Regions from separate parts of the Homo sapiens genome. Here regions 1, 2, 4, 5, 6 and 7 are each linked to region 3. A link is a contact called in ENCODE Hi-C or POLR2A ChIA-PET data. All regions are on one chromosome and are shown on one strand. Each heading gives the region's core, a stretch centred on a gene start or an enhancer-like site at or near the end of the contact. The rest is flanking DNA. Distances are from core to core; before and after follow the strand shown. Region 1 holds the start of IRF5 (interferon regulatory factor 5). Region 2 holds the start of TMEM209 (transmembrane protein 209). Region 3 holds the start of NRF1 (nuclear respiratory factor 1). Region 4 holds the start of TNPO3 (transportin 3). Region 5 holds the start of CALU (calumenin). Region 6 holds the start of CEP41 (centrosomal protein 41). Region 7 holds the start of CPA2 (carboxypeptidase A2).

Evidence for each region. A loop is a pair of places that touch in the nucleus more often than their neighbours do. ChIA-PET counts read pairs that join two places held with the same protein, here RNA polymerase II (POLR2A). Pooled maps may share reads with other maps.
Region 1: a loop to region 3 is called in a map of GM12878, with 4 times the contacts of the local background. The contact joins the promoter of IRF5 here to the promoter of NRF1 in region 3. A Hi-C loop is called at or near these places in 1 of 168 maps with a recorded cell type or tissue (GM12878), 1 of 37 single-sample maps with no recorded cell type and 7 of 50 pooled maps.
Region 2: a map of CD8-positive, alpha-beta T cell shows a loop between it and region 3 (4-fold over the local background). The contact joins the promoter of TMEM209 here to the promoter of NRF1 in region 3. A Hi-C loop is called at or near these places in 5 of 168 maps with a recorded cell type or tissue (CD4-positive, alpha-beta T cell, CD8-positive, alpha-beta T cell and naive thymus-derived CD4-positive, alpha-beta T cell), 1 of 37 single-sample maps with no recorded cell type and 17 of 50 pooled maps. POLR2A ChIA-PET finds 5 or more read pairs at or near these places in 1 of 52 experiments (CD4-positive, alpha-beta memory T cell).
Region 4: a loop to region 3 is called in a map of CD8-positive, alpha-beta T cell, with 7 times the contacts of the local background. The contact joins the promoter of TNPO3 here to the promoter of NRF1 in region 3. A Hi-C loop is called at or near these places in 4 of 168 maps with a recorded cell type or tissue (CD4-positive, alpha-beta T cell, CD8-positive, alpha-beta T cell and head of caudate nucleus) and 15 of 50 pooled maps.
Region 5: a loop to region 3 is called in a map of naive thymus-derived CD4-positive, alpha-beta T cell, with 18 times the contacts of the local background. The contact joins the promoter of CALU here to the promoter of NRF1 in region 3. A Hi-C loop is called at or near these places in 1 of 168 maps with a recorded cell type or tissue (naive thymus-derived CD4-positive, alpha-beta T cell), 1 of 37 single-sample maps with no recorded cell type and 8 of 50 pooled maps.
Region 6: a map of ascending aorta shows a loop between it and region 3 (18-fold over the local background). The contact joins the promoter of CEP41 here to the promoter of NRF1 in region 3. A Hi-C loop is called at or near these places in 3 of 168 maps with a recorded cell type or tissue (CD4-positive, alpha-beta T cell, ascending aorta and naive thymus-derived CD4-positive, alpha-beta T cell) and 11 of 50 pooled maps. POLR2A ChIA-PET finds 5 or more read pairs at or near these places in 2 of 52 experiments (Panc1 and activated T-cell).
Region 7: POLR2A ChIA-PET joins it to region 3 with 12 read pairs in IMR-90. The contact joins the promoter of CPA2 here to the promoter of NRF1 in region 3. POLR2A ChIA-PET finds 5 or more read pairs at or near these places in 2 of 52 experiments (IMR-90 and PC-9).

Annotation. Positions count from the first base shown.
Region 1 is chr7:128,935,933-128,939,893 of GRCh38, reverse strand. It overlaps IRF5 (interferon regulatory factor 5), which reads right to left and starts at 1,967. Exons shown (of 9, transcript NM_001098629.3): 1 at 1,845-1,967. RefSeq lists enhancers at 991-1,060, 1,094-1,677, 3,345-3,639 and a silencer at 1,341-2,100.
Region 2 is chr7:130,203,885-130,207,855 of GRCh38, reverse strand. TMEM209 (transmembrane protein 209) reads left to right here and starts at 2,450. Exons shown (of 15, transcript NM_032842.4): 1 at 2,450-2,483; 2 at 3,746-3,882. The coding sequence starts at 2,481. It also overlaps a transcript of SSMEM1 not described here. RefSeq lists enhancers at 2,186-2,295, 2,356-2,535, 2,212-3,011 and a silencer at 3,673-3,967.
Region 3 is chr7:129,610,408-129,614,282 of GRCh38, reverse strand. It overlaps NRF1 (nuclear respiratory factor 1), which reads right to left and starts at 2,563. Exons shown (of 11, transcript NM_005011.5): 1 at 2,459-2,563. RefSeq lists enhancers at 1,276-1,415, 3,096-3,145 and a silencer at 1,716-2,705.
Region 4 is chr7:129,052,470-129,056,499 of GRCh38, reverse strand. It overlaps TNPO3 (transportin 3), which reads left to right and starts at 1,389. Exons shown (of 23, transcript NM_012470.4): 1 at 1,389-1,849. The coding sequence starts at 1,730. It also overlaps the pseudogene TPI1P2. RefSeq lists a silencer at 251-545 and enhancers at 251-545, 1,357-1,856.
Region 5 is chr7:128,737,195-128,741,007 of GRCh38, reverse strand. CALU (calumenin) reads right to left here and starts at 1,649. Exons shown (of 7, transcript NM_001219.5): 1 at 1,576-1,649. RefSeq lists an enhancer at 1,313-1,412 and silencers at 1,693-1,832, 1,903-2,042.
Region 6 is chr7:130,439,435-130,443,095 of GRCh38, reverse strand. CEP41 (centrosomal protein 41) reads left to right here and starts at 2,080. Exons shown (of 11, transcript NM_018718.3): 1 at 2,080-2,162. The coding sequence starts at 2,130. It overlaps LOC105375505 (a long non-coding RNA gene), which reads right to left and starts at 1,342. Exons shown (of 3, transcript XR_927973.3): 1 at 408-1,342; 2 at 207-326. RefSeq lists an enhancer at 1,640-2,394.
Region 7 is chr7:130,265,062-130,268,666 of GRCh38, reverse strand. CPA2 (carboxypeptidase A2) reads right to left here and starts at 1,804. Exons shown (of 11, transcript NM_001869.3): 1 at 1,715-1,804. The coding sequence starts at 1,785.

The sequences.
Region 1 (3,961 bases), core at 718-3,217, 670 kb after region 3:
GCCTGCCAGGCTCCGGAGTCTCTGGGTGAAATGTATGGAGCCCTAGACCTAAGTCAATGGACCTGAGCCCCGGAAGGTGGGGAAATCCAACAGCCTGAGGAAGTCCCTACAATTGTGTGAGGCAGCGAAGCATCCAGTGGGCAGCCCTAGAGGACCTGCTGAGGTGGGGTAAGCCCACAGCTCACCCCAGGGCCATGCTGGAGTCCCAGGAGACAGTGCCCCCACCACCACCCAGGAGCTGCAATTCATGGGCACCAGGGACCCACTAGGGGAGGAAGTGCCACAGCAGTCCTAGTAAGAGTGGCCAGACAGCAGGCGCCCTGCTGCTCCCAGGGTTGGTCTGGGTCACATGTCTCCTTGCAAACCCACACCCAGCTCAGGGAGAGGACAAGGGGTTCCCTGTACAGGCCCTGACCCCCAAATCCCACCCCTCCGGGTCAGCTGCCCACACCCTGGGCCCTGCTGCCCACCTGGTCCAGACAGGCTGAGGCTCTGGGGCAAAAGGTGCCCAGAAAGAAGCTTCTTTCAGCTTCCTCCCAGGGTCAGGGTAGGGGAAGACCAGGGTACAGGGGAAAAACCCCAAAGTAGGGCCTTTAGATAAAAAGGGGTGATTTCCCAGTGCTTCCCTTGACTCTTGGAACCCCTCAGCCCCAGCACCCCAGGCCCCATAACTACTGGGGGTGGGGGCAGGAAGGGGAGGTCTTGCCAGAGGGCCTCCTGAGGGGCTACAGTTTCCTACATCGATACAGCCGAGCCCTCTCTGGTTCTGGTCACTTATCCCCATTCTGGGCCCTCGAGGAGCCCAGGCCCAGCCCAGTCCTCCGCCCCTGCTCCCCCCTCCCCTCCGCCCCCACCCCTCCCGCGTGCTCCGCTGGGGCACACCCCCTGGGCCAGCCCGCGGAGCCACCCCCACCTCCAGAGTCGGCCTCTGGACCTCTCCTCCTGCTGCTGGAGGAGCAGCACCCCGGTCCTCGCCCTGCTGTGTTCAGCGTGGCCGCGAGGCTGGGAAAGTCCCCCACTCCAGCCTCTGCTCCCAGGTACCCGCTCCCGCCCCTCCCGGGGTCCGGAGACAACCATCTCCCCACGCATCCCGGCCATGCTAGCCTCACTTTTCCTCCACGTTTAGCCTCTTCATTGTTGCCTTCTTAAGTTCTGGGACAGGACCTGAGGAAACCAGCCCAGGAACTATTGCGCCCCATCCTTTTCCGCTGCTCGGGGGACGAGAGTCTGCCATTCCCGGCCGCGAGCCCAGGGACGCAGCCTCTACCTGACACCATCTTCCCCCAAACTCTTGCACAGTTCCTGCCATTGGCCTGAAGATCCCGGGGGATGAACGCTTTAACCTCAACCTCTTTTCCGAAAGGGTGAGGGTGGCCCGGTAAGAGCAAGGGCGAGTGCATCGAAAGTAAGGATCGGGCCTCGCTCCTCTGTGGTCCAAGCCAGCCTCCAGCGGGGCTCCCGGGAACCCCCATTCTGGGCGATGGCGAGGGGGAGGGAGAGCAGCAGAGCCGGCGCCCCCCGCAGCGCTGCCCACTCCGCCGCCTGGGTCACTGGGCTCCCCGGGCGCCAGCACCCCAAACCGATCGGGGCGTGGGAGGCGCTTTGGAAGTCCCAGGCCGGCCGGGCGCACCCTGCTGTAGGCACCCACCCGAGCTCGCTTTCCAGGCGCAGCTGGACGCGGACCCCGCCCTACTCCAGTCTTCATCCCGCCGCCCGCAGGTGCCTGGGGGGCGCGGGGCCCAGTCTAGGCCTAGACTTGGGGGCAGTAGCCGGCACCGCTCCCGCCACCCTCGGGGCGCGCCGGGCGCGGACGCAGAGAGGAGAGCGCGGCGGCCGGGACCCACCTGTCTGCGGTGCGCCTGCGTGGCTGCGCCAGGGAGCACCGGCCGGGCGGCGGGACCAAGCTGAGCTCTGCCCAGGCTGCGCCTCCCGCCGGTCCGCCAACCTGCCGGGCACTTCCGCGTCTTGCCGCCCCCGCCCCTGGGCAGCTGCTGCTGAGCTCCGGGCGCGGGCAGTGCCCCGCCCCGCCCCGCGAATCCACTCCGGGCCCCGCACTGACCTGGCAACTGCAGATCCGGGCTGAGCCTCGGGCCAGGCCCAGGGCCTCCAGGGAGATGCCAGACGGCGCGGTGCCCTAGACTGGCCACTGGCTCTTTTGGCAATCTGGAATGGCAAAACTGTCATTTGACAACCCCGTACCTCCCGCTGCAGTGCTCAGTTGGGCCCTGGGAGAGGGTGGGGTGCTTCCCCACTCTGGTCCTCCGGGGCTGCACACAAATGAGGGCGCAGTGTGGCCGACCCACAGCTCCAGGCCCTCCTCTCGCCTGCCTACACCCCTGGCGAGGGTGGCTCTCGCCCTAGAACACAGTCGCTGCCCCCAGGATCCAGACACCCCTTCCAGATGTGCTTGCAGGCGGGAATCCTCTAGTCACTCTGTGCCTTTCTCATCCTCAAACCCTGCACCTGTCTCGCCCCAGCTCCCCTAAGTCGCCTTCCAGTCATCCCAGGGGCAGCGGCGTGGTCGCCTGTCCCACCTCCTCTCACTACTACCTTGACCGTCGACCTGTGGTTCTGAACCGTTTTCGATTCCATAAAGAACCTCACCCCAGAACCTCCACCTTCACACACCTCCTGTTCCTTCTCATGGAATGTTCTTCGCTTGGTAACTCTTGCTCTTCAAAATTTCTGTTTCTGAAATTTTCAGCATCGCCTTCTCTGGAAAGTCTGCCTTGACTTCCCCTCCCAGGTGGGGTTCCAGGGTGCAAATAGCTTCCTGGTTGATTTTGCTTATGATTTTGTTATGGATTGCCAGGGGTTTGGTCCAGGTCTGGCTGCTCACCGCACAGAAAGCCTATCACTGAGACAGCGAGTATTGCCAGGGAAGACTTTATTCCGGTGACATCAGCCAGTGAGCTGTTGAGAGGGGAGACAAACCTCCAATCCATCCCTCCCCTTGACTAAAGTTAGGGGCTTATATAGCAGGGAAGGAAAACAGGAGGGACAAGGAAGAGGAATTGGTCAACAGGCAGCAGGTGTACTGATGTAAGTGTCTCAAGCTTCAGTTCTATGAGCATCTGGCTTTTTGGAAAATTCAGCGGGTTTCAATTTTGATGTCTGATTTCCACTCGAATCAGCTTACTCAGGAACCTCCCTCCTGTCTTTTCATTGTTCATTTTATTTTATTTTATTTTTTGATATGGAGTCTTGCTCTGTCACCCGGGCTGGAGTGCAGCAGTGCGATCTCAGCTCACTGCAACCTCTGCCTCCCCAGTTCAAGCGATTCTCCTGCCTCAGCCTCCCAAGTAGAGACGGGGTTTCACCATGTTGGCCAGGCTGGTCTCGAGCTCCTGACCTCAGGCGATCCACCCGCCTTGGCCTCCCAAAGTGCTGGGATTACAGGCGGGAGCCACTGCGCCAAGCAGAGCCTTGTATTTTTAACAAATAAAGTAGTATTTGTTGATGAATCAGAACTTTGACCTTCCCTCCCCTCCCTTCTCCTGGGTTGAACTTTACCTTTAACAAGTTAAAAAAAGACACTCATGTGTTAACGTTTTTTTTTTTTCTCTTCTGTATCTCTCCCTCTTTCCTGACCTTTGAAGCCCTAATATGAAGTCGAAATATCATTATATATAAGTATTTTATTATTTGTATCTGCTGAGTATTTCATTATTTCATATTTTTAAAATTTAAAGTATGGATGGGGAAAATGTGAATGGGTAGATCGTTTTATATTTCTTTCTTTAAAAATGAAATTGCTAGGCCAGGCACGGTGGCTCACATTTGTAATCCCAACACTTTGAGAGGCTAAGGCAGGCAGATCACTTGAGTCCAAGAGTTCGAGACCAGCCTGGGCAATATGGCAAAACCTTGTCTCTACAAAAAATACAAAAATTAGCCTGGCGTGGTGACACACACCTATAGTTCCACCTACTTGGGAGGCTGAGGTGGGAGAATTGCTTGA
Region 2 (3,971 bases), core at 1,201-3,700, 590 kb before region 3:
ACTACTTCACTCCCTCTATGATGTATGACAATTTCCTTGGCAACCTATTATGACACATACTTAAGCAACTGTTCTAGGAACTGACAAATGCTTCTTGGACTTCTAAGTTTGTGGAAGGTTATTCAAATTACTCCTCTGAATGTTTATGTTATTTTCCCCCATACCTCAATATGGTGCATTCTGCCTTAATTTTTTTTCCTAAAACTTGTATATGCTATATTTTCCTATCTTCACGTCTAAGTGTTTAATGTATCCACTCATTTTAATTCAGTCTCTTTTATATGTATCATGCCATTGCAAATTATCATAGACAGTTCTAATGTATTACCGATCAAACTGTGTTCCCTAAAATTCATATGTTGAAGCCCTCACCTCCAGTGTGACTCTATTTGGAGACAGGGCCTTTAAGGAGGTAATTAAAGTTAAATGAGGTCATAAGGGCCCTAATCCAATACAATTGGTATCCTTACAAGAAGACAGCAAGGATTCACGAGCACAGAAATCAAGGTCACAATACAAGGGGGCCGTCTGCAAGGAGACCCGCCTCAGGAGAAACCAACCCTGCTGACAATTTGATCTTAGACTTCCAGCCTCCAAAATTATGAAAAAAATAATTTCTGTTGTTTAAGCCACCTGTCTGTGATATTGCGTTATGGCAGCCCTAATACATAATGCTGTCATTTGGTCAGTGGTGTTCTTTTTTAAGCCTTGAATAAATGCACAACAGCTTATAGATTAAGAGGGAAAAACACAGATGTGCCCGTTATGAACTACTATGAACTACATCAAATGCATACAATTTCTTCTTAGGAAAGAGTCACATATGGAGGGGGTGGGAAACCGGTATTCTAATTTTTTTTTTTTTTTTTTTTAGCAGGGTCTCACTCTGTCGCCCAGACTGGAATGCAGTGGCACCATCTTGGCTCACCGCAACCTCGGCTTCCCAGGCTCAAGTGATTCTCCTGCCTCAGCCTCCAGAGTAATTGGGATTACAGGCGCATGCCACCACGCCCTACTAATTTTTTGTCTTTTTAGTAGAGACAGGGTTTCAGCGTCTTGGCCAGGCTGGTCTCCATCTCCTGACCTCGTGATCCGCCCGCCTCGGCCTCCCAAAGTGTTGGGATTACAGGCGTGAGCCACCGCGCCCGGCCGGTATTCTAATTTTGATTGCACCTTGAGCCCTTTCACTTTGAACAATTTTCCAGTTAGTTCATCTCTAAATCTAAAACTAGAGCAAAACAACATTGCTGCTAAAGCAATCTAAAAATGATAAAACTTAACAGCTCTTCAAGAGCACAGCATACCTGCCGATTTTCATTAATATACAATACCACGTGGTATTAATCTTAGGATCATTTTAGGAAAAACTTTGGCCATTGGACATACATGATGTAATCCACTAGCTTACTGTGGCATGGCTTAATGTTTTTATTAGGAGGCACACTTCAGAACAAGTCCCCAGGCCCTGGGTTTCTGGCTGTGGACTCTAACGCGTCATCTCCTCCAGGAAGCTCGCGAGAGCTGGGGCTGGGCTGGATGCGCCTCCTTGGGGAGCACTGCATCCACCTCACCTGCCACCGAAATGCATCTGTGGGCCTCCGCTGGGGTTGAGCTCCTCTGGGTAATAACCAGGAAGGTCTTATTTTCTATATCCGTGCGCCTGGCTCAGCGGCACACTTGTAGGTATTTGTGCTAAATAAAACAAAGCTCAACCTTTTCCTCAGGATGAGCAGCTCTTCCAAAAAATACATACGAAAATGTGTTATTATTTTTAACCTCAAAACCACTAGCAACTTCAATAAAACAAATTTTGGGTGTGCTTGTTATTGCTGCACCCTATTAAACAGATTAAGAATTTAGGCCGGGCGCGGTGGGCCACGCCTGTAATCCCAAAAGGCGGTGGGAGGCCAGCAGGCGTTTGGGAGGCTGAGGCGGGCGGATCCCTTGAGGTTAGGAAATCGAGACCAGACTGGCCAACATGGCGAAACCCTGTCTCTACCAAAAAAAAAATTACATGGGGTCAGGACTCTTGACATAGATACTTTAACACAGGGGAAAGAAATGCTTTGTCACTGATGGTGTCTGGCCACTTTATCACGCCACTCTATCCTACGGTGAGCCGCCCTACTTAATCAGTTTACACATGTGAGTCCATAAATGCCCTAGGGAAGCTAAAATTATATTAATAGATACAAAATTCAGCTTGTTACAATTATTACTTTTTACTGCGGGTTCAGAGCCTGGTCTGAATTTTGCTGCTTAGCTTTCTCCCGCAGCTGAGTGGGAGCCGCAAAACCGAGACCTGTTTCCCTGGTAACGCTCCGAGCGCCTGGGCCTGCGACCCCTCCCTTTCTCGCGAGAAGAGACTACCTAGTTCTTCCGGTAACTTTAGAGCCGCTTGCCGGTGGCCTCCCGCTTGAGCTTGGCTTTGCGCATGCCCAGAGAGAGTGGCGCGAGCCTGCGTTTTCCGGCCAGAGGACATGGTGCGTTTTCGGGGTCGTGTTTGTGCTTCCTGTCTTGGAATCTACGCGGGTTGTGGGAGTTCCGCGCCTGCTGATCTGTCCTGGGTTCAGCCAAGGGGGATGTGGCTAGGCGTTCCGCCTCTCTAGGGGAAGGGAAGAAAGAAGCAATAGGGTTGCTGAAGTTCGTGCCCAGGAGCCGGGGAGGGAAGCTCTGGACTGGGAAATTGGGACGCGGGGGCTGAGTGGCGCGAAAGCTATTGCTCTGTCCTCTGTGGGATACGACTGCTTGTCGCTGGAACAAGTTTTGCACGGTCTGTAAGAGTTGAGCCTAGCTGAAGAAAGGAGGAATTATAAATCCCAAATGTGGACCAAAACAATGCACGTTTTCCCCTCTCTCCCTCTTACTCCGCTCACCACCCCATCATAAGTACGTGCCCTTCTAAAACTTGGATCCTTGTCCTTTATCCACACACAAAAGGGAGAGCCCTGGAGTACAGCTGTCCAAGTGCAGAGTTGTTGAGATAGTAATGGCGTCTGCATGAGGATGTACAACAGTCTTTATGACTTACAGCAGATATGGAATATAGTCTCCCAAAACTTGACATTTTGAGTTTCTGAAGTTAGCCTTTTGCCTAGTCCGTGTAACATACCCCAAAGACAAAATACAAAGTATTTCTAGACATAACCCTTAAATTACAAAATAAGACATTTTTATGTATTGGAAGTATTAAATTGTTCTTAAATAACCAGCCACGGCTGGGCGCGGTGGCTCACGCCTGTAATCCCAACACTTTGGGAGGCCGAGGCGGGTGGATCACAAGGTCAGGAGTTCGAGACCAGCCTGGCCAAAATGTTGAAATCCCGTCTCTACTAAAAATACAAAAATCAGTCGGACGCGGTGGCGGGCGTCTGTAATCCCAGCTACTCGGGAGTCTGAGGCAGGAGAATCGCTTGAACCCGGGAGGCGGAGGTTGCAGTGAGTCGAGATCGCGCCACTGCATTCTAGCCTGGGAGACAGCAAGACTCCGTCTCAAAACAAATAAATAGATAAATAACCAGCCACTTCTCTGTTGATTACACTGTGATGCCAATTAAGTTACATATAATTTTGGGTTCCCTTTTCATATACTGATATTAAAATGGAAGAAGTTTTGATAAAACATTTTAAAGATGAGAGAAGGTATATGCGGTTTCAGTTACCTTTATAAGGGATGCAAAATTTGGTTTTTAAATGGAGCAATAGTTTCTTCTGGTTAATTCCTGTGCTTTTTGTTTTTTCATAGATGCAGGGGGAGGCACACCCTAGTGCTTCCCTTATTGACAGAACCATCAAGATGAGAAAAGAAACAGAGGCTAGGAAAGTGGTCTTAGCCTGGGGACTCCTAAATGTATCTATGGCTGGAATGATATATACTGAAATGTAAGTGAATCAGTCCAAAAAAAGTGAAACTTTAAGAAGCCAGTGGCTGGTTCCACAGGTTTTTGTGTTTGTTTTTGATTTTTGGTGTT
Region 3 (3,875 bases), core at 1,314-3,813:
TTAGCCGGGCATGGTGGCCCACGCCTGTAATCCCAGCTACTCGGGAGGCTGAGGCCGAAGAATCGCTTGAACCCAGGAGGCAGATGTTGCAGTGAGCCGAGATCGCACCACTGCACTCCAGCCTGGGTGACAGAGTGAGACTCCGTCTAAGAAAAGAAAAAGAAAAAGAGAACTATTTCCACAAAAATTGCCGACTTGGGGATAAGAACTTTTCTTTGTTACAGGAGACTATGACCACTGACTACTAAGCAAAAAGTCATTTTCCCTCCTATATGTCGAGTTTGAGGCTGTGTGAGGAAATTAAAGGACTTCAAATAAGGATGGGCCAAAAGATTAAGTAGAGTTTTTGTTTTTGTTTTTTTAGATGAAGTCTCGCTCTTGTCCCCCGGGCTGGAGTGCAATGGCGCGATCTCCATCTCGGCTCACTGCAACTTCTGCCTCCCAGGTTCAAGCGATTCTCTTGCCTCGGCAGCCCCCGCCCCCGCCCCTCCCAGCAGCTGGGATTACTGGCGCCTGCCACCACGCCCAGCTAATTTTTGTATTTTTAACAGAGATGGGCTTTCACCATGTTGGCCAGGCTGGTCTCGAACTCCTGACCTCAGGTGATCCACCCCGCCTCGGCCTCCCAAAGTGCTGGGATTACAGGTGTGAGCCACCGCACCCGGCCGTAAAGAGTTTTCTTAATCTGATTATTGTTTTTTTTGGTCATGGGCCCTGTTGAAAGCCACTAAGTCCTATCAAAAGAAAAAAAAACCCCTTGACACAAAAAAATTCTGCCCACAATTTAGGATCCAAGTTAAGAATAAATATTCTACATTGCATGTGATAATTATGTCTGCTTTCGGACTCATAAAATAAGGAAATTACACTCAGATGCACGGAGAGAACTAGTCATATTTTCACTGTCTTACGGGGTAACCTGTCAAGAACTGTCAAATACAATTTTAGGGAGTCGGGATACTAATGAATCAAACACACACACACACACAAACAGCATCTCCAAGACTCCAGCACCCCCCTTTCCCAATTACTTACTGGTCAAGCCCAAAGGAAAAATAATTTTTTAAAAGGCTAGGCTGAGATGGAATGGGAAAAAGGATCACTGTGAGCACAGATGATGTCCCGGGACAAAAGCTCTGCCCAACACTGCCCAAGCTGACAGGCTCACTCACACTACCTTTCTCCTTATGCGTCTCTCAATACGCAGTCTCTGAACACTTAAAAAAATGTGAATTTTGCTCTGACCACATAAAGAAATCAGCACGATTGACACCAGCTCTAAAATAAGCAATTAATATATTCTAATCTAATGCTTAAGAAGAATGGAGAGCAGGCAACAGCTCCTCCAACTGGTTGGAGCAGATATCACTGGAAGCCCCCCAAGTATTAAGATTTTTAAACAACTTCAAGTTCTGGTGGGCACAGCCAAATACACTGCAGAAACTTTGGGACCAGCAGCCACGACACAACAGGTGAGAGAGGCAGCAGACATCATTGCACGATGGAGTGCACAACATTCAATGACAAACCCGAAAAGGTCTGGGGATATGGGAAAATACCATGCACACGGCCATCTCAGAGCCCCTGTCTTTCCAGTGGCAAAAGGTTCTGTTCCTTCGGAGGGGCGTGCCACTCCCCCTCTCCCTCACCCAGGGGACCACCACCCCAGGCACAGGAAGAACCGCGGCCCCTCCGCGGGCACATCTCAGCTGGGGAAGAAAACACAATGTCGCTCCTTATTTCTGCGTACAAAAGGACTTTGCGCCCTCCTCCTCGAACTGCCGCCCCGGCCACCTCCTAACTTGCAAGAAGGTGGGCAACGCGCCATATTCCAGCGTCCCCCAGTCTACCTGGGTAACAAGCCCACGCCACCCCGGCAGGAGGGAAGCTTCGGAGGTCGCCCAAAGAGCCAGCCTCCTCTCCCGCAGGAGACAGCGGCTCCCGCGCCCCAGCCCGGCCCCACCGCGCCGCCCGCCCGCCCGCCCGCGTACGAGAGCCGGGAAGGGCCGAGGGGGCGAGCCGAGAGCCGCGGCTCCGGTCCCGCGCAGCCCGCCCACCTCCCGCTCCCGGGCCCGGCGCACTCTCCCGCGCCTCCCGCTCCCGAGCTGCGGGAAGGCCGGGCCCCGGGTTCCACGGCGGGGAGAAGGCCGCGGCCCCGAGAGCCCCAGGCGGCGGAGGAGGCCGGAACCCTGGGGCTCTCGGGAGGGCAGCGCCTCCCTCCCGAGCCCGCCAGGACGCCTGGGGCCTAGTGCGGCCTGCGCATCCTCGGGGTGGCGGTTTGGCTGGGCCGGGCCGGGGCCCCCCGCCCGAGGCGGGCCGAATCCGGCGGGGGCCCAGGCCCAGAGCCGGGGGCGGCAGGGTGCCGGCTGCGGGGCGGGCCGGCCGGCCGGCGGGCGGGCGGCGTGTTGCGGCTGCGCCGGGGCTGAAATAGCTGGAGATTGCGCGGTAGGGCACTCACCTCAGAGCGGCTGCGCTACCGTGGGCCTGCGCCGTGGAGACTGCGACCGCGCCGGCTCCTCGCAGCCTCCTGCCACCAGCGGCAATGGCGAGCGCTGCCGCTTCTGCCGCCGCCGCCGCCGCCGAGGAGGGGGAGGGGAGGGAGAGGGCACGCACGCGACGCACGGCCCGGCTTCCCCGCCCGGCCGCCGCCATGATGAGGAGGTCGGCGCGGCTGTGCTGCGGGCAGGCAGCGGAGAGGGCTCGCGGCGAGGGCTCCAGCTTACCCCGCCGCCGCGTCGCGTGCACGGAGCGCTTCAGAGGTTTGGAGGGGGCCGGAACCTCAAAAGCAACTGGATGAGCACAACGCGGACGCCCCGGAGAAGCGGCGCAAGCGGGCCCAAAATGGTTGCTGATCAGACGAGTGGCATCTCTCGCCCCCCTACCGCGGGAATTGGGACCTCCAGACTGTGCCTGGGGGATCGGCAAGTGGTTCCCCTCTGGTTTTTTCGGCGCTGCCTTCCCGGTGGTATCCTCACTCTCTCTCTTTGAAATGACCTCTGCTTTCCTATCTCTAACTCTTCCCAGATATTTGAAAGCAAGTTTTTGTACAAAGCAACATATGAATGTATTCAGCCATTCGATCGTTCGGCGAACATTTCTAGGTGTCTCGTGCTGTGCCAGATATTGTTCTGAGTGCGCTGAAGATGCACCTGTTAGCAAGACAAAGTCCTGGCTCCCACGGAGCTTATTCGAAGCAATAGGGGCCCCCAAGCAGGTGCCTGAGAAGTAGGGAGGGGTGGACAGTGGGAAAACAACCTAACGGTGGAGACACACGAGGGGTCTTTTTTTACTTTTAGAAACGGGGGTGGGTGGTCACCCTATGTTGCCTAGGCTGGTCTCGAACTCCTGGGCCCAAGCGATCCTCCCGACTCAGCCTCCCAAAGTGCTGGTATTACAGGACACCATGCCCGGCAGAGGGGTCGTTTTTGTTGTTTTTTTAGTGTCGTCAGGAGACTCCCTCCATCAGAATTACTCAGGCTGATTGTTTTGAGTCCTGGGACCCAGTTGGTATCCAGAATCTTGGCTTGTTTGCCTAGGAACCTGCATTTTCACATCCCCATCTCCACACCCCTGGTGATTCTTATGCATATAATAATGTGAAAAGCATTGCATTGAAGAATTGCTAAAGGGTGTCAGAAAACGGATTAACAAAATCAGGAAGCTTTAATTTTCAAGATTCTATTAACCTCAAAATTCAACATATCCAAAAATTGAATGTCTTTTTCTCCAGTGTTTTCTAGGAGAGTGCCAACACTAGCCACCCAAGTGCTCAAGCCAGAAACCTGGAAATGATCCATTACTCTTTCCTCTGTCTCTGGAGTCCCCATGTTAAATTAGATGTGTTTGTTTGTGAGACAGATTCTCACTCTATTACC
Region 4 (4,030 bases), core at 140-2,639, 560 kb after region 3:
TTGCTCCAGTCCTTCACATTATCTGCGATGACCTTTGTCTGCTCAAAAACAACCTTCTCAGTGATGCCAGCTTCCCTTTCATCTAGCTTCTCCCCAATGCAGGCGATTACTCCGAGTCTCTCTGCCAGAGCATGGGCCACTTTTCTGCCCAATCAGCTCATCTGACTCCCCAAAGACACGCCTTCTGAGTGCCCCAGGACCACACCACCCACGTGACTCCTAAGTCTTTGACCATGCCAGGGCTGATCTCCCCAGTAAAGGCCCCATTAGTCACTTTGTAGCAGTTCTGCGGAGCCACAGCAATCTTGGGAGCTAGCTTCTGCCGGGCCAACTCGTTATACGCAGTGGCGAGAGCACAAATCACCTTGGTGTCGGCAGGCACAGTGGCCGCGTTCTGAGTGCCGATGAGCTCCCCCAGACATTTCTTCCGCCCGTTCATCTTCCAGTTCCTCCCCACGAAGAACTTCCTGGAGGGCGCCATGGCGCTGGAGCTGAGGCGCTGTAGGTCAGTGTCAGCGCCTAAAACGGGTTTTATTAATACTTGGCAAGGTTGTTAGGCGGATTAAATGAGATCTTGTAACTACAGTGTTTTACACATTGTGATCATTTATCAAATAGCAGTTATTTACTAGTGCAAAGGACTAGCAGCAATGTTAATATCAATATACTGTTACCTTTTGTCCCTAATTTCTCCATAGTACAGTTTCCAATATTTCTGTTTTCTTTTGTGAATTGTTAGACCACTGGTATTGGATTCGGACAGAAAGGCATTCACAAAAATACAGTTCAATGTGAGAATAACCCTAAAGATGTATGCAAAATGCTCTGGAGTTAGAGCACCAGGAGCTGTAAGCAGAATGAAGACCTCTTTTGGGCTTAAGAACTAAGTAAAGGGGAGCTGAACAAAGATTCTAGGCATTTTGGATTTATCTCAATGTGGCACATATTTCAGGTTTGTAAAATAGTTCAGTTGACTACGTGTCTGTCTCCTCCACTAGAGCCAGCGTAGGTACCATGTCTTAAGTCATCTTTGGATCTCCAGTACTGTGGCCACTCTAGGGAGAGTTGAATTGACGCGCCTTGATCACCAGGGCAGAAAAGGATTCTCTGGAGAGGGATGGGGCAGTCGGAAGGGGTAGGAAAAACCTGGATCCGTTTCCAAGGAGCTGAAGGCAGCTCAGATATGGGGCACATCTCGGCGCTAATGTCCCAAGCTGCTAGCGAGGAACAGAGAGAACACCGGCTCTTCTTCCCGGCTCCTGGCCCGGCAGGGTTACTTCCGGGAGGGGGCGGGGAGACAAGAGGAGGCGTGCCGGGAAGGAGGCCGTTTGTAGTGTACCAGGCGGAAGTGTGCCAAAGGTATCGGTGCTGTCGCTTCCGGTCCGGGTAAACGAACCTTAGGTACACTGGTGTGTGGCCTCCCAAGATAGGCTTCTGAGGGCAAGTCAGCGACTGAAGACGGGAGCGCCAGAATCTGTGGACTCAAGAGTCTAGAATCAAGTGGAAAAACCGGAAAAAAGGCCAGGAACCTGAATACGACCTAATAGCTGTTTCCGAGGGGGCAACTTCCACGGAGAGCCTTCTGCCCTGGTAACGGCCAAAGAGGAGGAGATGGCGCCAGTCAGGGAGCGGCCGTGGCCCAGACAGTGAGGAAGCGCGAAGGCGGAGCAACCGAGGAATCCTCCGGAGAAGAATCAGAGCCGTCGCTACCGCCACTACCGCCACCACCATGGAAGGAGCAAAGCCGACATTGCAGCTCGTGTACCAGGCAGTGCAGGCGCTTTACCACGACCCAGATCCCAGCGGAAAGGAGCGCGCCTCTTTTTGGCTTGGGGAGCTGCAGCGTTCGGTGAGGGGCCCAGAGAGGCAGTTCTGTGCCGCACGGCCGGGGCGGGGTGGAACCTAGGCTCCGGGGGAGAACCTGAGCCCGGCAGTTGACCTCGTGAGGTCCTCCTTGGGGAGGAGCTGCTGTCGTGGGGTGGGGCTGCGAAGCTACATCTTTGCCGCTTTTGGGAAACTAGTCGCACCTGATCGGTCGCGAACTGGCCCTTTCCCCACCCGGCAGAATCTGATTTGTAGGTCTTATACTCTTCGATTGTGGCATCAATCTAATCTTGTTTAAGTTCTCCCTTTGCCGTTGCTTCTTGGGCCGTGCTTTTCCGTTTTGTCTTCCTCCCACCAAATCCAACCCCAGTGTTTCTCCACCTTCCGCTTAAGAAGGCTTTATTCGTCTCCCCTCCGTGTCCAAGACTTGCATCTGGCATTTTGCTCCCAGTCGTAGCCTTATGCCTCACTCTTTTTGCCTATTTTCACTCCAGTTTGAGTCTGTTCTTCTCGAAACTTCTCAGGTTTCTAGATTCTTACTCATGCGAGTTTTCCCCTTGCTTTGGAGTGGCAACATAATATGAAGAAAAAACAGTAATTCTGCTTTCAGAAAATCTTTGGAGTTCTCATTTTGTTTCATATTAATCCTCTAACCTTGTTATTTCTCTGGCTTTTAGATTTTTATTTATAAGATGGGTATCACTGCTGCTTTGATTATTCCATATAAAACTGTGTGTGCATCCGGTGAGATATTTAATTGTAGCTTATATCTGTTGTATTTCTGCATTCTTTGATTCATGTTTTATGCTTCCTGCCCTAATTTTCACACCTTTGCTGTGCTTCATTTCTGTGTAAATGTGTATTCTTGGTTATCTGGCTGACTTAGGTTCTAATGTAGGATGTACTTTAAAAATTAAGTACTTTGAAAACTAAAGAGGCTTTTTTTACAGGCTGACAAAATACTCACCTTTACCTTTATTTTTGCATTTTATACTCACAACCATATTTTTTTTGGCCCCCTTCCCTTTATTTTAACTCATAACTGATACTTAAAGGTGCTCTGCCTTATTAAATCAGCTCCTAGGCTGCAAGTGCATAATATTTAAAAATTTGCAACTTTGACTTTTTAAAAATCTGGTCTTGGTATGGAGCAACTTTGCCTTTTTTTTTTTTTTTTTTTTGAGACAGAGTCTCGCTTTGTCGCCCAGGCTGGAGTGCAGTGGTCCCATCTCAGCTCACTGCAACCTCCTCCTCCCGGGTTCAAGAGATTCTCCTGCCTCAGCCTCCCGAGTAGCTGGGATTACAGGTGCCTGCCCTGACACCCGACTAATTTTTTTTTTTTTTTCTTGAGACAGAGTCTGGCTCTGTTGCCCAGGCTGGAGGAGTGCAGTGGTGCTATCTCGGCACACTGCAACCTCCTCCTCCCAGGTTCAAGTGATTCTCCTGTCTCAGCCTCCTGAGTAGCTGGGATTACAGGCACACGCCACCACACCCAGCTAATTTTTGTATTTTTTAGTAGAAACGGGGTTTCGCCATGTTGGCCAGGCTGGTCTCTAACTCCGACCTCAGGTGATCCGCCCGCCTCGGCCTCCCAAAGTGCTGGGATTATAGATGTGAGCCATCGCCCCCCGCTGCAACTTTGACTTTGAATATTAAACCTAAAAAACTGGCACCCAAGTCCTCTTCAGAAAATAAAGGAATACGACTCACTGTAGGCTACACAAGAAAATCATTCACATATGGTCTCATTTAGTGTTTCTGTGATCTCTGGAGAGTCAACAATTCCCTGATCTTTGTATAGTTTTCTAAAGTGTAATTAGGAGAAGTGCTACACTATACTAAAAAAGTAATCTCTTTCTAATTAAACCTGCTTGTTGTGTGTATTTTAAATCAATATTTGAGTGCTTACCATGTGCCAGCAACTATGCTGGGTGTTTGGATTTGGAAATGAACCAGACAAAAATCTCTGCTTACCACAGAAGGTAGTTGTGATTAAATGAGTTAATATTCTACGAAGAGGTTAGAAAAGTTCTTGGAACATAGAGATTAAAATGTTAGCAATTGTTATTTAAGTATTAGTCACTTTTCTCTCCTTACTTTCCAATACTCTATTACAACCTTACATCATCTTCACCATCACAGTTAATAGTCAGAGTCCAGACAGGAACAGATGGCACACTTGACAGGATAATCTGAGTTTATTTTA
Region 5 (3,813 bases), core at 400-2,899, 870 kb after region 3:
AGTCTCAGCTACTTGGGAGGCTGAGGCAGGAGGACTGCTTGAGCATGGGAGTTCAAGGCTCCACCTGGTCAACATACTGAGACCCTCAACTCTAAAATAAATAAATTTTAAAAAATAACACCAATATATAGATCCCAATACTGCTCTAATGGATATTAAGTGCTATCAATAAGTACTTCTTGACACATCACTGGATGAATGAAAACAAACAATGATTACATTGAGAGTGACAATGAGTTGGTTTCAAAGCTATATTGAGTACTATTCACTCAGGCATACTCAATACATTTTTGTGAGCTCATGGCTTTCCTACTTGTGATTCTCAAAAGAATCCTATTGGAACCCCCCCACCCCCCAATCACAGTAAAACCTCAGATTAGGTCTTGGCAAACTCATTTTCTTGACAAATACAACTTAGAGGTTATATCTGGTCCCTCATTTGGATTATACTATATAAATTCTTCAGTGATTACTGTCGTTTGGTATTTGGTTAATTAAATCTACTGAGTGAGGTCAAACTTGCATTTGTCTTGTGTCAAGTTCCATTCTATGGCAGACTAATTTAACAGAGATTCCAAGGTTCTCTGCCTCCAAGCTGAATAAGCTACTAGAACAAAAAACAACTAGAAGCCACCTTATTCCCAATTCATTAACGTTGACTTCATGGTCCACACCAGAAAATGAACGCAACTCAATTCTCGAAGACACTATTCTAGAATTTTATACACTTAGGAATTCAGATCACAGGCTCAAAAGTTTTAGCAGGAGACCCACGGAGCTTGGGCCTTGATGCAAAAGCAGCTTTTGAAACTGCAAGCCACTCTACGCTTAATCGCGGCAGCTATAGGGAATTAAGTTTATTTCTGACCGCAGCATGCTAAAAATCAGTAGGATATGGGGCTAGAAGCAACAAAAAACGTAACAAAAATTAATTCCCCAATAAAGCTTTAAAAACTATTTTCCGTCGCTAACTGAAGTACGTAGCCAAATATGGAAGCTCTAAACATTCAGCTTTTCTTTAAAATCATAGATATCACCTAGTGTCGTCACTCGTTCTCTCCCCCCTTGTTTCTGCACCCTTTAGGTGAGTGAACACGACCTTGGCAGATGCACCCTACTGTCGGGATGTGGCCTTGGGGCGGAGCTGGCAGATACAAGCAGGATGGTGAGTGGAGGCGGCAAGGAACTCTTACAATAACACTATCCAAATGCCCTCCGACCTTCCGGAGGCAAAAAATGACCCTCTGGTGCCAGAGACTCGGTGAGTGGCGTGACCTAGAGATGGAGGACCAGGACGCAGCAAACCAGGCACAGAACAGTACCCAACGGGACAGAGTTCCACCGGACCAGCCCCCTTCCCAGAGCGCGCGGTAAGACGGGCGGCGGCCTCCATCCCAGGCTGCACACAGAGGGTCCCGGGATCTCCAGCAGCATCAGGCCTGGGACCCGGGCGCCAGCAGAGACAGCGGCACCGAGTGAGGCAGTCCCCTGCCGCGCCAAGAACAAGACCGGGGACAGAAAGAAAGCGAATAAAGATGAGGCAGTGGTGAAGGGGCTGGGCATCACCGTACTTACCTTTCCTCGTAGCCCCCACAGCACAGGATGCCGTGGCCGCCGCTCACCCACCGGCTCAGCTCACGCGCGCAAGCACCGCCCAACCGGAAGCGGGTCCGCACCCCGCCCTCATCCGCCTCGCCGGCGGCCTCCCGACCAATCATCAGCAAACCCGCCGCTGTCGCATAGCGTCCCCGAGTAGCCATTGGTCTAACAATCGCATAGCCGGGATTGGCTGGAAAGCGCCACGTCCCCGGGACCGCGCCGAGTTGCGTGGAGCGGATTCCCGCCCAACTCTCGTCCCCGGGATTGTTGGGACGGCGGGCTCCAGCCCCAGCCCCAGCCCCAGCCCCGTACTGCGGGTGGCGTGGGCGCGGCCGTGTGGCCGCCACGTCCCCATTCACAGCTCATGACTCTGCTTCCACAGGGCTTCTTAGACTATCCTGCTAGTTATCTTCATTCCCACAAGACCACCAGGGCGGAATTAATCCGACTGAATCAGTCACCAACTTTATTGAACAATCCCAACTTTTTCTTTCCCTTCAGCGCTGCGCCCTGCGCTATCTACAGGAGGCTCTTCAGTCTTTGGCACCAGTGTATCTTTTAGCTCCATCTCCCAACACTCCCCCTCATCTTGCGCTCTGGGCACCATCATCTGTTTCCTAACAACCGGTCCTTTTTCATCTCTTAAGATTTTTGATCAAGAGGCTTCCTCTGCCAGGAATAAGTGCGTTTTCCTGATTTTCTGCCTTGCCAATAGAAGTCCCAGTTCAGATGTTAGCTCTAGAAGCCTTCCCTGACCTCACTAAGCATAATTCTTACCTTATTTACCATCATAGCTGTTTATAGCTTCAGTACACTTTGCCAAATTCTGCTATAAAATGTAGCTTATCCATCTGTCCTCTTCTAGAGTAAGCTCCTGGGTAGGTATCTGTCTATTCATCTTTATATCTGCAACTCTGAGCTTACTGCCCAGCTCAGTAATGTTAAGTGAAGGGAATGGGCCGAACCCGTTGCATGTCCCTGAAAATTTAATTTCATGTCATGAAATTAAAACAAATATCAAATAAAGGCTACTATAGCTTCAACACAAATGGAATGTAAACCTGTGGCATTCTTAGCACATAAAGCCTCTGTAGTTTAAAATCAAATTGAGACAAGTTGTAAACTCATGAAACAGTTAAGCTCATGAAAGCAAGCTAGTTACTGTCAACGTGAAAGGTTTACAACTAATCCTTCTGGCATTCAAAGGAGTGTCAGTGACCCTTGGTGGTAGTCAGGGAAGGCTTCAGAGGAAGATATGACTAAGGCTGGACTAAGGAAGTCCCAAATGGACTATTCAGCAAGAAGAGTAATAGGAATAAGGACAAGTGGAGGGCAGAGTGGGAGGTAAATTCTCAGGCCAGGTAGCAAATGAGGAAGGTTAAAAAAAGGGGTGGGGGGAAACAATGAAAGAAAAGCATGGATAGTAAGTTTGGAGAGGTAATGGAAGATCTTGTCAATTTGAGGAACCTGAACTGAAGACAGTGGGAACTGTGGGTCTTCCTGGGAAAGTTTCTAAGCTTGTGCCTACAGGGAAGCCATCTAATGGGTATTAACAATAAAACAGGCTACCTCAGGAGGCATTATTTCGAAAACAGTTTTTAAAATACCTCCTTAAGGATCACTTGAGGCCAGGAGTTTGAGACCAGCCTGGGCAAAATAACGAGACCCTTCCTCCCCCTATCTCTACAAAAAAACAAAAACTAAAAATTAGCTGGGTGTGGTGGCACACACATGTAGTTCAAGCTAGTTGCTTGAGCCCAGGAGGTTGAGGCTGCAATGAACTATGACTGTACCACTTCACTCCAGCCTGGGCAACAGAGCAAGACCCTTTCTCTTAAAAAATAAAAATAACAACTCCTTAAGGTCAGGCACTGTGTTATGTGCTGGTGAACCCAAAGTAAACAGGACATCGTCCCTGTCCTCAAGGAACTCAGCTTAATGGTGCGCCATCCATCCTGGAATTGTCCTAGTAAAGGCTAAACAGGTAGTGAGGGTGCCAGAGATAGGGCCCTCCAACCCTGAGGTTCCCTAATGGAGAAGGGCCTGGCCTAGCAAGGGAAAGGGAAATGGAAATGAACCTTTATATACAAGAGTTTTTTTGTTTGTTTGTTTTGTTTTGTTTTTCTTTTTTTTTGAGATGGAGTTTTGCTTTTGTCGCCCAGGCTGTAGTGCAATGGTGCGACCTTGGCTCACTGCACCTCCGCCTCCTAGGTT
Region 6 (3,661 bases), core at 831-3,330, 830 kb before region 3:
GAAATACATGATGTTAAAAGTCTTTTGGTTTATAGCTTTAAGCTTTCCAAGGATTCCATTGAGGCCAAATGTGAAGGAAAGGGGTGACTCTTTTAAAGGAGAGTCTCCTTGGACCACAACACCCCCCGCTCCCCACCCGCCGGCCAGAATCAGAATTGAGGGATTGGGGAGGGAACATGTATTTAAATTACCCCACCCAGACACACAGACACACAGTCAGTTGGATCCAAGAACCAGCCGGGTTCTATAATCTCTCTATAATGCTTCCTGTGCAGTCCAAATGTGACAACCACGATGACTAGTGAGGCAAGTAAACCAGATGTTCTCTGGAACAAAAGAGAGACAACCGTACAAAGAAGTGAGCCAAAACACTGAAGAATGGAAGTTGAATGGACTGTTGGACCTACTTGTACTTTCTGCTGTTTTGGCTTTTTGACTGTTGTTCTTTAACTTGATTAATGCATTATCGCCCATCTACTCAGTTCCTCAAGTTAGAGAAACTATAGCCATCTTTGATGAATTTCTATTCCTTGCACCCCTTACCTCTTCTCATGTATACTATTGATTTTACCTACACGTCTTTAAATCTCTCCTTTTCTGTCTTTCTCACCACCTCTGAGTGTAGTCCCCTATCATCTCCCTCTCTCCTTTCCCGTTATTCTATCCATAATCTCTATGGTTACCCACAAGGTGCACCAGGTAAGCATACATTCTAAATACTAATGAATCTAGAAGTTTCTGCTTGCTATGCAAAAGCTTCTAGATTAACATTCTTCCCTCTGCCTCCTTCCAATTTTTTGCAGCCTTCAAACCCTTCCTTAGCAGAGGAGTGAGAGACTGAGAATTTTAGAGGGGTTAAAGAACTGGCAAAGATTATGGAAATTAAGACAAAACTTAATAAACATGAAAGAGTGACATGAAAAGTCCAAGAAGCAGCTGTGGCCAGAATTCAAAATTCTGGTCAAGCAGCACTGACTGGCAACATGATCCAAGGTGTAGCCCTAAGGTTGGGTTGCTGAAGTGCCTAAGAGAACAAGGGCATGTGAGGCCATGTTGTTGAATGGGTCATCTCACAGACCCTGAAGTAGCTCAAATGTGTGCTATTATTCACTAACAGACAACTGGCGAGTATGAACTGCTCAGAGTAACCTTTCTCCATTCCTGGAAAAACAACTTAGAGCAAAGGACAAAGGGTTACTGTGTTGTTCCTTTCATGTAAAAGGAAATAATAATTTTGATGGATTTGGTGGGACATTTAGGAGCCAAGTCAAACTGTGTGTGTAATTGTTTTGTAAAGGTGCTAGGACTTCATTTTCAGATCCGGAATGGGAACAGGTGGTGGCTGGTGGCAGGAGTCACAATGGTTTCCATGACGACGGGATTGGGTCCTAGTCATCCTCCCATTCTCCACAAGACCTACTGCAGCTTTTCTCATAAGGTGCTTATTAAGTATTTGTTAAATGAACGATGAACCACAGAATAGCGCGTGTGCTTTGCAATTAAGGATGTCGCTCTATAGCTAGCCTAAAAGCTTTTAAAGCACCGATAATTACTGTATTTACCCATGTATTTTGCATAATTCGCATATTAACTTAACCAGAAAATAATAAACCATACTCTCCCATTTCTGCTGAACAACCCTGGCCCATATAATATTCCCTGTTGTGGAATCAGTAGCCCAGATGTTTGGTTGAAACGGCCATAAAACGGAGCTGGGGGATGGGGAGTCTTGTGTTGTATTTATGGTTCCACATTAGCTAAAACTCGTGTTTTGTCCCGGCTCTCAAGCCACTGCCCCCGCCCCCGGCTTTGCGCAGGCGCCAGCCTTCCCCTCCCCCCGCGCCTCTCTTCCCGCCCTAAGGCTGGAGCCGGCGAGCCCCAGCCCAGAGAACAAAAGGCCTCGCTAGCCGGCGTCCCGCGTTGCCCTTGGCAACCATTGAGCGGCGTCTTGCCCTTCTGCGACCCTGAGATGAGAGAGTAAACGGGGCCCCCATTGGCCGGCCGGGGAAGACGGGCCAATCGGAGAAGAGGGTATAGGGAGGCGGCTGAACAAGGTTGTGGGGGTAGGAAGCTAGGGTTAGAGGCAACCCGTGAGGCTAGAACCCCGAACGTGGTCGGTTGGAGAAAATATGTCCCTCCGGAGGCACATTGGGAACCCTGAGGTGAGGGCCAGGTCTCGGCCGGAGAGCCGGAGGGGGCGGGCGCACCGGAAAAGGCTCATGTGGGCAGGGAAGAGCAGCCAGCGACTTCCGCCGCCCGGAAGGCGGGAAGGGGCCGGCGTGAGGAGGGGTCGGGATGCAGGGGCGGGGCGGGCCGGGCTTGGGGGCCGCGGGGCAGCGTTCAGGACCCCGTTTTGAGGAGCGATCTCTCCCCGCGTACGCACGCCAGTACTTGTGACTGCGAGGAGCGAAGTACCCAAAGACACAGCCCTTGCCCTCAAATGGCTTACAGTCTCGGAGTGACAGTTACAAAACAGAAAAGACAAAGGAAGCGCTGCACACTAATGGCACGTGTTGAAAGCCAGCCAGCATCTCTGATTGTGGGGATACAGGAAGAGCAGGAGTAAGCTGACCAAACCTTTGGAAAACGGGCAAAATAGGACATTAGGCTTACCCCTCTCTCCATAGGACCCTTCAGTTTCTTCATCTGTTTCACCGCTAGTCCCCTGCTGCATTTGTGGCAGTTTCAACAAACGTTATTGGAAACTTCCACGGTGCAGTAGGTGCTAGACGTACAAAGAAGACAAGGCCTCTGCCCTTTAATAAATTGCGTATAGTGGACCAGGCGCGGTGGCTCAGCCTGTAATCCCAGCACTTTGGGAGGCCGAGGCGGGCGGATCACGAAGTCAGAAGTTTGAGACCAGCCTGGCCAACATGGCGAAACCCCGTCTCTACTAAAAATACAAAAATTAGCCGGGCGTGGTGGTGAGGCGCCTGTAATCCCAGCTACTCGGTAGGCTGAGGCAGGAGAATCGCTTGAACCCAGGAGATGGAGGTTCCAGTGAGCCGAGATCGTGCCATTGCACTCCAGCCTGGGTGATAAGAGCGACTCTGTCTCAAAAAAATAAAAATAAACAATAAATAAATTGCGTCTAGTGAAGGAGCCTGTGAACAGAATTTGAGTACAGTGTGGTCGGGGAGCAAGATGTTACGAGAAAATAGGTAGTACTCAACTGAGGGAGTGAGAGAAGGGTTGTGGAGATGGAAGGGGTGGCAAGGCCATTCATTAGCCAGGTGAAGCATCATCCCGGGTAGAACAGCCCAAGTGAAGGTAAGGAGTGTGTGAACTCAGAACAGGCCCCTGTAGGAGTCCAGGCTTTCTCTGCCTTGCTGAGGTTCTTAGCCTTTATCCCAAATAGGAGTTGTAACTGTTTCATCTCTTGGTGGCTGCCTGGTACTAGGCTGAGAAAGCTGTAAGGCTGAGTCTAAGCCCTGCAAGAGAGCCATGGTCAATTGGTAATGTCTAAATGCTGCATGATCTCACTTATACGTGGCATCTTAAAAAGTCCAGCTCATAGAAGTAGAGAATAAAATGGTGGTTACCAGAGCCTGGAGGGTGGGGGGAAGGAGGGCAGAAATGGGAAGATGTTGATCCAAGGGCACAAAGTTACAGTTAAACAGGAGGAATGGTTTTTGAGATCTCTGGCACAGCATGGTGACTA
Region 7 (3,605 bases), core at 555-3,054, 660 kb before region 3:
TTAAAGTTACCTTTCCCATAGCTAATGAGTCAAATAAAACCTGCTGCTTGTGGAGTGTTATAGCTTTTAATACTTGCCTGTTCCTGTTGTTCAGAAGTAAGTTTTTAAAAAGTGGAATAATTTGGTGCTTGTAAGAGGAAACAATTCATATGTGGGTAGTCCTAAGATTTTGTTTTTAATGGTTTTGGGGGTTTTGTTTGTTCTTTGATTTTGTCAACTGAAAATGTATCAAGGTTCCATCCCCAGACCCCATTCATGGGGCCCAAACATGGGGCATGGCCAGAGATAGTTGGGACCCTGACAAATTATGTGCCGTGCCTCTCTTTACAAACACACACACACACACACACACACACACACACACACACACCCCCTTAATAGGGAATGAAGGATGAACAGGAAAGAGAAATCTCAAAACAATCAAGCACATCTCTTTAGGAAGAGTTCCCTTGGTGACAGAGTTTCCCCTTCTAGCCTTTCTCCACGTAGGCAGACTTCCTAAGTCACTGCCCCAACTGTTTGTGCAGTGGGGAAGGAATCAATACAATGAGCCATGTACAGGGACCAGAATATGGGTCTTCTGAAACCAAGCTCCATGCAATTTCCTACGAACTCCAGTGGAATACAGAAGTGATGGAATGTGAGCTCTTCGAGGCTCACCTGCCACAAATGGTCTGAAAATTCTTCCATTTAAGTCTCATTATTTTCGGTTAATGCATGGACTCCCAGGAGTCCTCCTTTAAAATGGGAAGGCACTGAGAAAAGTAATACAACAGGGTCATATTTCCTGGTGTGTGTTCTAAAGAATAGTAGTTCTTTGAGTTACTCAGTGAAAGAAAGAAAGAAAGAAAGAAAGAAAGAAAGAAAGAAAGAAAGAAAGAAAGAAAGAAAGAGAAAGAAAGAAAGAAAGAGAAAGAGAAAGAAAGAAAGGGCAAGCTGGGAGCAGTAGGTAGTTTATGATTAAAAAAAAGAGTACATGCTGCAACCTAGATCCCCTCTTATAGATTTATAATGCACACTGATTTAGCCAAGGCTCCTAGAAATCCTATAGTTTGTTTAATCCTCTGATTCCCACATTTATTTGACCAGTGGCTTTTTGGGACCAAACTTATTTGATTGCTTTCTTAGCTCCCTGGACCACTCTTCAAAAAATGCTGCCTGAAACCCTTCATAGAATCATGAAGCAAAGTACTTTGGAGCAAAGATGAGTCCTCCAAAGCCAGGAGAGGAGGAGTTGAGCTGAAATCTATAGCCCTGGCCTTTCTACTTCATGAGGTTCCACCACCTAGGTGCTGAATCTAAAGATCGGGGGTTAGGGCACAAGGGCTAACGTGGATGGTAAAGCCCAGAAGAGCAGGAGGAGGTGGGAGAGTAGCATTGACACCCGCTGAGTTGCCTGGAACAAATGGCCACACAGCTGTATTTTCCCTGATGTCTATCATCCCTACAGTCTGATCACTGGAGGGAAAAATGAGTAAGGACAGAGAGAAATAGGGTTATGTGTGTTCAGTTTTCACTTTTGTCTTTTCCTTTAAATGTCATTCACCTCCTTTTTGATCATCCACTCCTTTTTTTCACACTATTGACTTATCCCCAAATCTAAGAGAACTTCTCTGAAAACACTGAACACTTATACCCATTTACTCTGTAACAATCAAAGCCTCCATCAATCAGGTAAGTAAAATTCAAAGAAGCACCAGAAAGCATAACTTACCCCACAAATGTTTCTAGACAGTAGATATGCCCAAAAAGGGCACCAAAAAACAGGATCAACCTCATGGCCATGGGTTTTCCTGGAGTCCAGAATTCAGAGTCCTTCCTGAACTTTATTTGTAGGGATGGCAGCTGAGGGTGATCTGCTGGCCTTCTGAGAACTCACGTGAATTCCCACATGGGAAAATTCCCACCTGCATGTGAAATTCTCAAGGTTGTAGACATCCACCTGTGTGATATCACCAATGTGTACATGTTCCATTCCTAGGATAAGATAACAAACTTTGATGGAAAGAGAACAAAATTGCTAGAGCATACCAAGGGCAATATAGTTATGATTGAGACCATAAAACGCCACTAGCTACCCTGTGATAGAAGCCAGATTAATAGACCTAGAGGTTAAAGTCTTTTCTGGGTCTCTGACACACACACAAAAAAAAGGCCAGAGCATTTATAGTAATTACTCAGGCATCCTGTCTATCACATTCCATTAGTTTGCTCATTTGTTTATTTTTATAATGTTTACCTTGAAACACTGCAGTCACTCAGTCCACATCTGCTGAGTGTCCCTGTAGATGTGGCCCATTCCAATCCTCACTCTACATTAAAACAAAACAGAAGGCCTTTTAATATTCAATTTTGCACTTTCTCGAAAGTGATCCATCTGCATTTGCACCAAATTGATATCCCTCTTTCTGTGCTTTTTCCCAAAATGAAAATGTCTTTCTGATGACATTTCCTATAACAAGCAACAATGAAGTTGCTTGTTATAAAAAGTGTGAATTAAAAGAAAGTGTTTTCTTTAACCATCAATAATTCTTCCATCCAAAGAAAACCATTTGGCATATGTCTTTCCAAATTTCTTTCTCTGCTTTCGAGTTTTTTTCTTAAACAAAGATTAGACCATATCACGTATACTGTTCTTTAAACAAAGGTGATCTTTTCTTGTTCATAAACATAGATCTACATTAATCTGACTTTGTTCTTCATTGCTTAAGAAGAAAATATAACTGCTTATTTTTAGAAACCATAGTTTATTTAATTTTAGTTGTTCATACACGTTATATTAAGCCTAGAAAGCCTCAACCACAACAAGCAGCAAGGAAATTTTCGTCTGTCCTTTGTGTGTCAAATTTATCAGCACACACTTTAAATCTCTGGGTTTGCATTCTCAAATATCTGCTTTAAGGGGAAAGGTATATACACAGTGTTTCTGATTTTAAGAATGACTGGATTAACTTGGTTTTTCATTCTCCTGGGAGTCAGAGAGAAGACAGAAACCAAAAGGCAGAGGCCATAATTCATCCTCATGTCTCCAGCACCTATCAAATAAACAGTAGTTCAATAAACTGGAAGTATGTACTTGGAGAATCAATAAAAGCTTCCTGGAAAAAATCAAGTTTCAGGCTGGGCTCAGTGGCTCACGCCTGTAATCCCAGCACTTTGGGAGGCCAAGGCAGGTGGATCACGAGGTCAGGAGATCGAGACCATCCTGGCTAGCATGGTGAAACTCCGTCTCTACTAAAAATACAAAAAGTTAGCCGGGTGTGGTGGCGGGAGCCTGTAGTCCCAGCTACTCAGGAGGCTGAGGCAGGAGAATGGTGTGAACCCGGGAGGCAGAGCTTGCAGTGAGCCCAGATGGCACCACTGCGCTCCAGCCTAGGCAACAGAGTGAGACTCCGTCTCAAAAAAAAAAAAAAAAAAATGGAGTTTGAGCTGAGCCTTTGTGCCAAGGCAAATGTGAAAAGAGCCTGGATTTCTGGTGGTAAGAAAATATAAGCTAGACAGGGAACCAGGGGAGAGCACATGATACACAGCTGGGTTAAGGAGGAAACTTAGCCTAGCAGAGCAGAGACTTGAACCTGGGAGTGGTGGGGAAGGTAAAATACCAG